2 separate regions of the Homo sapiens genome follow, and region 1 is linked to region 2. Evidence: chromatin loops called from intact Hi-C (ENCODE). Cell type or tissue: gastrocnemius medialis. All regions are shown on one strand. Region 1 overlaps MECOM (MDS1 and EVI1 complex locus). Region 2 has its middle 36 kb from the start of MECOM.

Region 1 (4,000 bases), 82 kb before region 2:
ATCCCATTGATTTCAGGGAACTGAATTTGATAGCCAGGAGGCATTCCACTGGCTTCTTAAAGGACATTATTGGTTTTCATTTTGTTTTGTTTTGATTTCAATTGCAACTCAAACAATGAATCTTCCAAAGATGGTTACCCTCACTCTACAAAAGTGCTAAGTTAATATTCTTTAAAATAAATACAAGCATTTCTTGGACTAGATACCATCAACTTTAATTTTATTTTTCTCACATAAATGTTAACCAAAAACTAAATGATAATTTCCTTCTGTCACACAGCAATTCCACTGTGGTGGAACAAAGTGTTATCTCAAGTTTCACAGAGCAATTGTTCAATCATTCCTGTTGGTGGCTCCTTTCCAAATCTTCGAGAATGGCCCAGCCAGCCAGCCCTTGAAACTGGGAGTGGGAGGCAGAGGGGGAGTCGCTGTCAGTAAGAGCTCAGCTCTGTGGCATACTGGCTGGTTCTCCCCCAGGAGCATCTCCTACCCATGAGGACAATGCCCAAAGCATGCTGCCTGCTTGGGGACAATTGCTGGGAAACCTCTAAACATTGAACTTGTGCAAAGGAGGCATGGAGGCATCAAGGAAAGCTTCATCTCACCCTATTTTGGTGAATTAAATTCTCACGAAGTTTGGGGAAGAAAAGAGGGGGCTCAGAAAAAGAAATGTATTCCTTAGAGTTTTTTTGGTTTTGGTTTTGGTTTTTTTGTTTTTTTGGTTGGAGATAGAGTCTTGCTCTGTTGCCCAGGCTGGAGTACAGTGGCACGATCTTGGTTCACTGCAACCTCCGCCTCCTGGGTTCAAGCGACTGTCCTGCCTCAGCCTCCCAAGTAGCTGGGATTACTGGCACCTGCCACCACACCTGGCTAATTTTTGTATTTTTTTAGTAGAGATGCCATGTTGGCGAGGCTAGTTTCAAACTCCTGACCTCAGGTGATGCACCAGCCTCAGCCTCTCAAAGTGCTGTGATTATAGGCACGAGTCACTGCACACGGCCAATTTATTCCTTATAGTTGAAAAGCAGTAACAAAGATTTCGGCTTCACTGAAAGAAAACATTGTTCAAACTACATCACCTACCTCCTGCTAAAAATCATCTACAAAGCCACCCTTTAGAGTTGGGTCAATTAATCTTTCTAGATAGACTGCTCAAAGAGGAAGGGAAATTCTGATACATGTTTTCCTACCAACTTCCACATACAGATGAAGTAGGTTTGTTGAACCTTAGATGCATAGAGCTCTGAGCCCATTTATGATACCAAATCTGTTTGTAACATAAATCAACCAAATGTTGGAATTAAAATGAGTATAGAATAGCTTAAAGTTAATAATCAATTCTATTCTCCAATTCCTTGTAAGTCTTGAAAGTTTGTGACACAACAGAAACTAGGGTTATATCTCTATTTTCATTGTATTTTCTTCGCCCTCCCACAAAACTAGGAGCAATTAGTCAAACCCAGTATATTTTTTTAAGATATGGGAGTGGCTTTGTAGAAGAATGGCTTTCCCCCTCACAAAAAAGTCTAGACTTCTTCAATTAAAAGATAAAGAAAATTAAAAGACCCCTAACAGAGGTAGGACCATAGGTAATTATTATTTTTTATGTATTTCTATATTTTTATAACCTTACAATAAAAGTAAATCATTTGCATAATGAATATTTGTGTGTTTGTGAATGTTCATGTGCACCCAGAAGGAGTCTTGACCTGACTTCAATGTTTACATAAATCACCTGCGAATGTTGTTAAAACTCAGATTCTAGTTCAGTAGATCTGAGATGGGCCTGAGAGTCTGCATTTTTAACAGGCTCCCAAGTTACTGGTCCATAGACTATACTTTGAGTGGCAAAGTATACTGTATAGTGCTTGTCTGATTAAAAGTTCCACTAGGTGTCTTCTTTCCTGCCAGTCCAAATGAAGTTAAGAAACTTGACCCCAACACTTTAGAGCAACAACCAAAGCAGAGTTAGAGAAAAGCTGACATCACTTATAAAACTTGGTCTGCGGTGCCTTTGGTTTTTCTCTTCTTTGAGCAACTTTGGTCTATAAAGACTTGTCCCCTACCTCATATTGGCCAGAATCTAGCAGCTAATGGGAGGGGCGGGATTATAAAGGGAGAAAATTTCATACTGATAATTGTTTTAGCCAAAGAATGGGTAGCCCACCTGCCATCAGAGTCTATACCAACCATTTAGAACCATGAAGAGAGTTTCAGGCCCTGAACTCCTGAGCCTTGACCAGCCCTGGGACACTTCTTAGAACAACTGTCTCCCCTCTCCTGTCTCAGGTGAGTGGATCTTTATTCTTCATAACCTTGGCTCCTCAACCCTCAGCTCCTTTGCACTGAGCTCTTTCCAAGCTTTCTCCTCCTTCATAGCTCCCAGGCAGACCCTAGACTTTTCTTCCTCTCCTCCTTAAGCTTCTTTGTCTTCCCTTTCAGTGCCATCAAAATGAGATCACAACTTCAGATCTATCATTGCATCTAGTCCCAATATGGGGCCATGGCATATAGTTAATCCCATTTTAGAAACAAAGACATTTCCACATAGAAATAATAAGTGACTTGTCTAAGAAGGCCCAACAAATAGGTGTCAAGGTGAGTTTGAACCACACACACTTCCTTTCGTTTACTCCCACTAGCCCTTCATATCTCAACCAGATTATATTTCATAATGGCCCAGTAGCTTTTTACATAATTTGTCACTTCAGTTCACTTTATCAAAAATAGAAAAAATAGGCTGGGCGGTGGCTCACACCTGTAATCCCAGCACTTTGGGAGGCTATGGTGGGGTGGATCACGAGGTCAAGAGATCAAGACCATCCTGGCCAACATGGTGAAACCCCGTCTCTACTAAAAACACAAAAAATTAGCTGGTCATGGTGGCGCGCGCCCGTAGTCCCAGCTACTCAGGAGCCTGAGGCAGAAGAATTGCTTGAACCCAGGAGACGGAGGTTGCAGTGAGCCGAGATCACACCACTGCACTCCAGCCTGGTGACAGAGTGAGACTCCATCTCAAAAATAAATAGAAAAAATAAAATACAGCTGATAACACTGGGTCATTAAACAACAACCGATAAATTTCACCATGGCTTACACCCACCTAAAAAAATCAGAATAATTCTGGTTTAGTAATATTAATTTGCCTTTTGCTTCCCCACTGTATGTGAGATATAGAGCATAAATCAATTAAATATTTGCTCAGTATTAGTAATAAAAAATACGTGAGCATTTCTCAAAGAAGATAGTAAAATCTAACACAAACTATAAAGTAGGCATTATACCTAAAAGCCACCGTCCTCTAAGAAAAAAGACAGTTGTTTCTTCTGCTTAGTAGCAGCATTTTGTTGAAGCTGGTAATCTGTCATCTAAACATTTAAAAAAAAAAAAAAGTCCACTCTTTTCTACTAAAGAGAAACAGCTATAAAAACCAAACCAGATTGAAGCTAACAGCAACTGGCCTGCAAAATATGGTGGCATTTTCACAGTTAATTTTGCTGCCATTTGTACCTGAATTTATCGTGGTTCTGAAAAAGTAAATTGAGAGGCTAACACAGCCCTCACTCCGGGTGCACCGGCCGCAGCGCATCCCCAGTCGGGCTGGATATTTAGTGCCGCTGTGCTGAGAAGGCCGAGGAGAGAGCCAGGGGAGGGATTACTGCTCGGTGCTGCCCATAAATCAACCGCAACACGTCACACAGCTCCACATCCCACAAATAAGGCTGGGCTGGAGAGGTGTCACCACTACACAAAAGGAAGGAGAGCCCTGGATGCCTTTGCCCACCTGGCCCTTCCCCTCCTGGGTGCTCATGAAGCAGGGAGGCACCTCAAGATTTTGCTGTCACTTTTCTCCCCTCACTGTCTCTTTCCTCCCTTCACCTGGGGAGAAGATTGGGCCCCAGGTATCCAGTGATTTTAACAAAGGCAGGCCACCACCGAGCCTTAATTCCAAAGTCCCTTCTCACTTGCTAGTTAACCACACAGCCCTTACCTTGTTGAC
Region 2 (4,000 bases):
AGCATGTGTTAGTCCCAGTTGGGATTAAACTCCAGTGGCCCACGGTGGTAGCCATCTTGACAACAGAACTTTTGGCTATTTGCCCTTCCTTGTCTCACTTCCCCACTCTTCTATCCTTGTGGTTCTCACCTCCCAAATAAATTATTTGCACTCAAACCTTTATCTCAGAATCTGCTTTTAGAGAAATACAAAGACAAGGCTACCATAGCTGAAGGATGATGAGGGCTTGAATTAAGCAAAGAGCGGGAGACAAGGGAAGCAGGCTAGAGATACATTCAAAGGATGTGAAGACTAAATAGAAAAGACATTGGAGAATTCCAGCATAGTGTACAGGTTACTGATTTGGGAGACTAGGAGATGGCAGTGCCATTCACCAAGTAAAGCAACAGAGGAGAAGGAGGATTTGGGGAAAAAAATGATAGGCTCAGACTTGCACAGGCTAAACGTGAAACAAACATGTAGGGATGAGAAGTAGGATGTTGGACATACCAACTAGAGCTCAGAAGACTGGCCTACGCTGGACATACATACTTGGAAAAATGGGTTTTGTCATTTTGTGCTCAGCACATGAATCGTCTTCATATTAGGGGAAAATAAAAGATGAGTAAAGGCAGGGCCCCTTCCTCCCTTGAGAGAAATCAACAGGGGATCAGATTCCCTGTCCCAACTCATTAGCAGGCAGGGCATAATCATGTAACCTGGACTTGACCAATCAGATGCCTCCATCAGAATTTTCATATATTGAGAGAACGAAACACAGAGCCAAAGGGCAGTCTGATTATTCTGGGTGGATATGGCCAAATTGAGAGCCCTGTGTTTCTGGGGCGATGGCAGCAGCAATAATGTTCTCCCTTCTATAGTTCCCAATAGGTCAAACTTTAGGGGAGGGACCAAGAATCCATGCTAGTTTACCATCATATAGGAAATACAAGGCAAACTCTTTTTTTTTTTTTAAAAAAAGGATCAACATTCTATTTCCTAACCTGGGAAGTAGGTTCATGACTATTTTAGTTTTTGTTTGTTTTATATTAAGTATTCCTATGCATTTTAAACACCCTCTTGTATGCATATTTCACAATAAAAAATTTAAAACAGAGAAACATGTTTTTTCAATAGAGGTAACAAAGGAGAAATTATGTTCAAGAGTGAAAAATCCTTTTCGCTATCTGGGATATGCTCTCTGGGATTTGTTTTGAAATAAGGGAGAAAAATGAAGAAGACTCATAAAATGTTGATAATTGCTGAGTGACAGATATGGTGGCCTTTTGGGATAGTCTGTCTAAATTTTTTAATGTTTGAAAATTTCCCTAATTTTAAAGTATCTTGAGTAGGCCAGTGTGATAGGGAGTGGAGGATGAATTAGAAGAGGGAAGACACAGAGGCAGAAAGTGTATCCAGGGATCAGGAAGGAAGATTAATTTAGGGAATAATCCAAGGGAACCCAATGCCTCACACATTAAATATGACCCATATTAGTTGATTGACCTTAATTCAGAAAACTGGCAACTGACTGGAAACAGGACTAAACTTTGTTTAATCAGAAAACTAAAGCCTTGGAAATATCTGAAGATTTGAGTCACCAATAGCCCCCAGATTCTTTCTTTTCTGGTAATTCAGATGCCTCAGATCTCAGATTCCCCACTCACCTGTATGCCACTAACAGCTCACATTTTGCTTTGGTAAACTATGAACATTTTCTTCTCCTTGGTAGCAATTATCATTCTTGATATTAGTAATTACACTTTTCTGCTCCTAAGGCTGAGAAAAGCATTTCCCCCAAGTAAATTCCCAGTCTTGTCATTAATCTTGGATGGCCAGGATTTTAAGGTGCCACTTTATTACCTTGCTCCTCAAGCTTTACAGAACCATCTCCACCCCCACTCCTACCCACATCCCTAAGAAGAGGAACATGGAATATGTTTCCAAAGGGCTGTCTGGAGAGGATTTGAGTGACACTATCCTGGGCCACTAAAAAGAGCCAGCTCCCAAGGAGGGAATGAAGTCTCTGCTTTTCCAGGGTTTCCTTCCCTTCTATTCAGTCTGAAAAGTCTGGGACACACTGCATTATACAGCTTTATTCACCATTTTATCCCAGCATCCTATCGGGAATTTGATCAAAAAAGAATCCCAGAATATAAACCAGCCACACCTGCAAATTTTATTACAAGCTTGTTGTTTGTTTGTTTGATTCAGATGGGGGAAGAATGGTGGAAAATTAAGAGCTACGGGAAGATTGTCCTCACAGCTCAGCTCCTCTGCTGTGGGCTTCTTTCCAGTTGGTGCAACAGGAGATCTGGGGCCTGTGTTTGCTTTTCTTGGCATTCACAGAGGTGGTGTCTGTAGCTGAAGACACTGGGGTTGTTGCCAGAAGCCCTGCTGGAGCTGGGACTGTGTGCGTCCAGGTTCCAAGATCTCATCTGCTCACAGCGATGGGGAACATTTTGATCTTGGCAAAAGCTCTCATGCCGGCACTCCATGTCCACTCGATTCTTTTCCCTACTTTTCTGACCCCAAGCAGAGAGCAGAGTGACCTCTGGACACATGCAGCTGGGCAGCACCACTGTCTCCGGAATTCCTCATATCTCCCTGGGGAACTTGAAACAGTGGACGCAAACATGAATACAGACTGCTAGTGACCTGGTAGCACGTTCACAACAGGCCCCGTGAGAAGAGAAGAGCAAGCCTTCCTTCCCCAGTGGCTGGTTCCACTGTCATGCCTGCTTCAGACACCAGGGAAGTAAATGTTTCAGCCATGTAAAATTAGCACAGTCTGAACACAGTTAGAAAACCAAATGCATTCTCTGTAAGTGGGAGATGTGACCCCCTTCTTTAGGCTGTTGCTAATCATTAACATCAGGGTGGGTGTTCTCGAACAGTGCCTGAGCCAGGCCCCAGCTATCATTTCGAGCCCTTTGGAACTGCGGATGTGTCGGCCTATAAAGTCTTCCAAAACTCAGGTCCTCATTTATCACTCCACCCTTGACCTCCTATTTGTGAGACCCTCCAGCCCATTTCCCGCAACTGTTACCTCATTCCTCCACATCCCAGCAGCACCTCACACGCTCTCACATCCATGCACTTCAGTTCCACCCTCCCCTATATGCAAAGGAAGCAATCAGCTCCTCCTCCACTTCTGAACCGGTGTTTCTCAACTTCCAATCCACAGACAGGAGAGGCAAAATCAAACCACCATACCACAGGTTCTCTGTTATAAGTGAGAGCTAAAGAATGGGTACACATGGACATATAGAGAGAAATAATAGACACAGGGGACTTCTAAAGCGGGGAGGGTGGCAGGGAGATGAGGTTTGAAAAATTGCCTATTGGGTACACTGTTTACTAATTCAGGTGAATGGCACACTAGAAGCTCAGACTTCATTCACCATTACACAACATATCCATGTAACAAATCTGCCTATGTACCTCTCAAAACTATACCGATTTTAAAAGTTTTTAAACCAAACTACTATAATAAATTCATTCCCCCACCCATTTCCTCCACCACACAACAGCATTTCCAGCTCTTCTTTCCCAAACTTTTAAACTTTATCTGGATACAAAATAGAGAGTTTAGAGGTTTTGGTTAATGATGTGGTTTTAGTTGAGAAACAGTCTTCATTTATGTGATATAATTTTTAAAGTAATATTTATTGAGCTTTAATATGTACTAGGTACCTGATGAAGTATTATCCTATTCAATCTTTACAACCACCTTTCTGCAGATAAAGAAATCGTCCAGAGAGATTAATTTGCCAAAGGTGATACAACTATAAAATGGTAGAGCTAGAATTTAAACTTAAGGCAAATTAAGTTCTGAAAACAATCCGGAGCCTAGAGTCCATGCTTTTAATCACACTATATATCATTTCCCAATCCCTAACAGCACCCCTCTTTTAAAATTTCTTGCCCTCTTTTTGTACTGCCCCTTGCCAAGATCATGATTCCCTACCAACTTCAAGGAAAGTTTGCCATATTACTCCATGATGCTAACCAAAACCTA

The links. Peaks named below come from ENCODE experiments on the same cell type or tissue, not always from the same donor. Only the 100,000 strongest peaks of a DNase experiment are listed, where the experiment ranks them.
Region 1: it touches region 2 in a loop (5-fold over the local background); 1 of 110 quality-filtered maps calls a loop at or near these places.

Annotation. Positions count from the first base shown.
Region 1 is chr3:169,615,639-169,619,638 of GRCh38, forward strand. All of the region lies in intron 1 of MECOM (MDS1 and EVI1 complex locus), which reads right to left. Among named protein-coding and RNA genes, the nearest start is that of MECOM, 46 kb to the right of the region's middle. In gastrocnemius medialis, no CTCF peak of the experiment used is centred here; no DNase peak of the experiment used is centred here; H3K27ac peaks cover 1,537 bases.
Region 2 is chr3:169,697,298-169,701,297 of GRCh38, forward strand. No RefSeq gene overlaps it. Among named protein-coding and RNA genes, the nearest start is that of MECOM, 36 kb to the left of the region's middle. In gastrocnemius medialis, no CTCF peak of the experiment used is centred here; a DNase peak (open chromatin) is centred at 2,364; H3K4me3 peaks cover 941 bases; H3K27ac peaks cover 2,673 bases.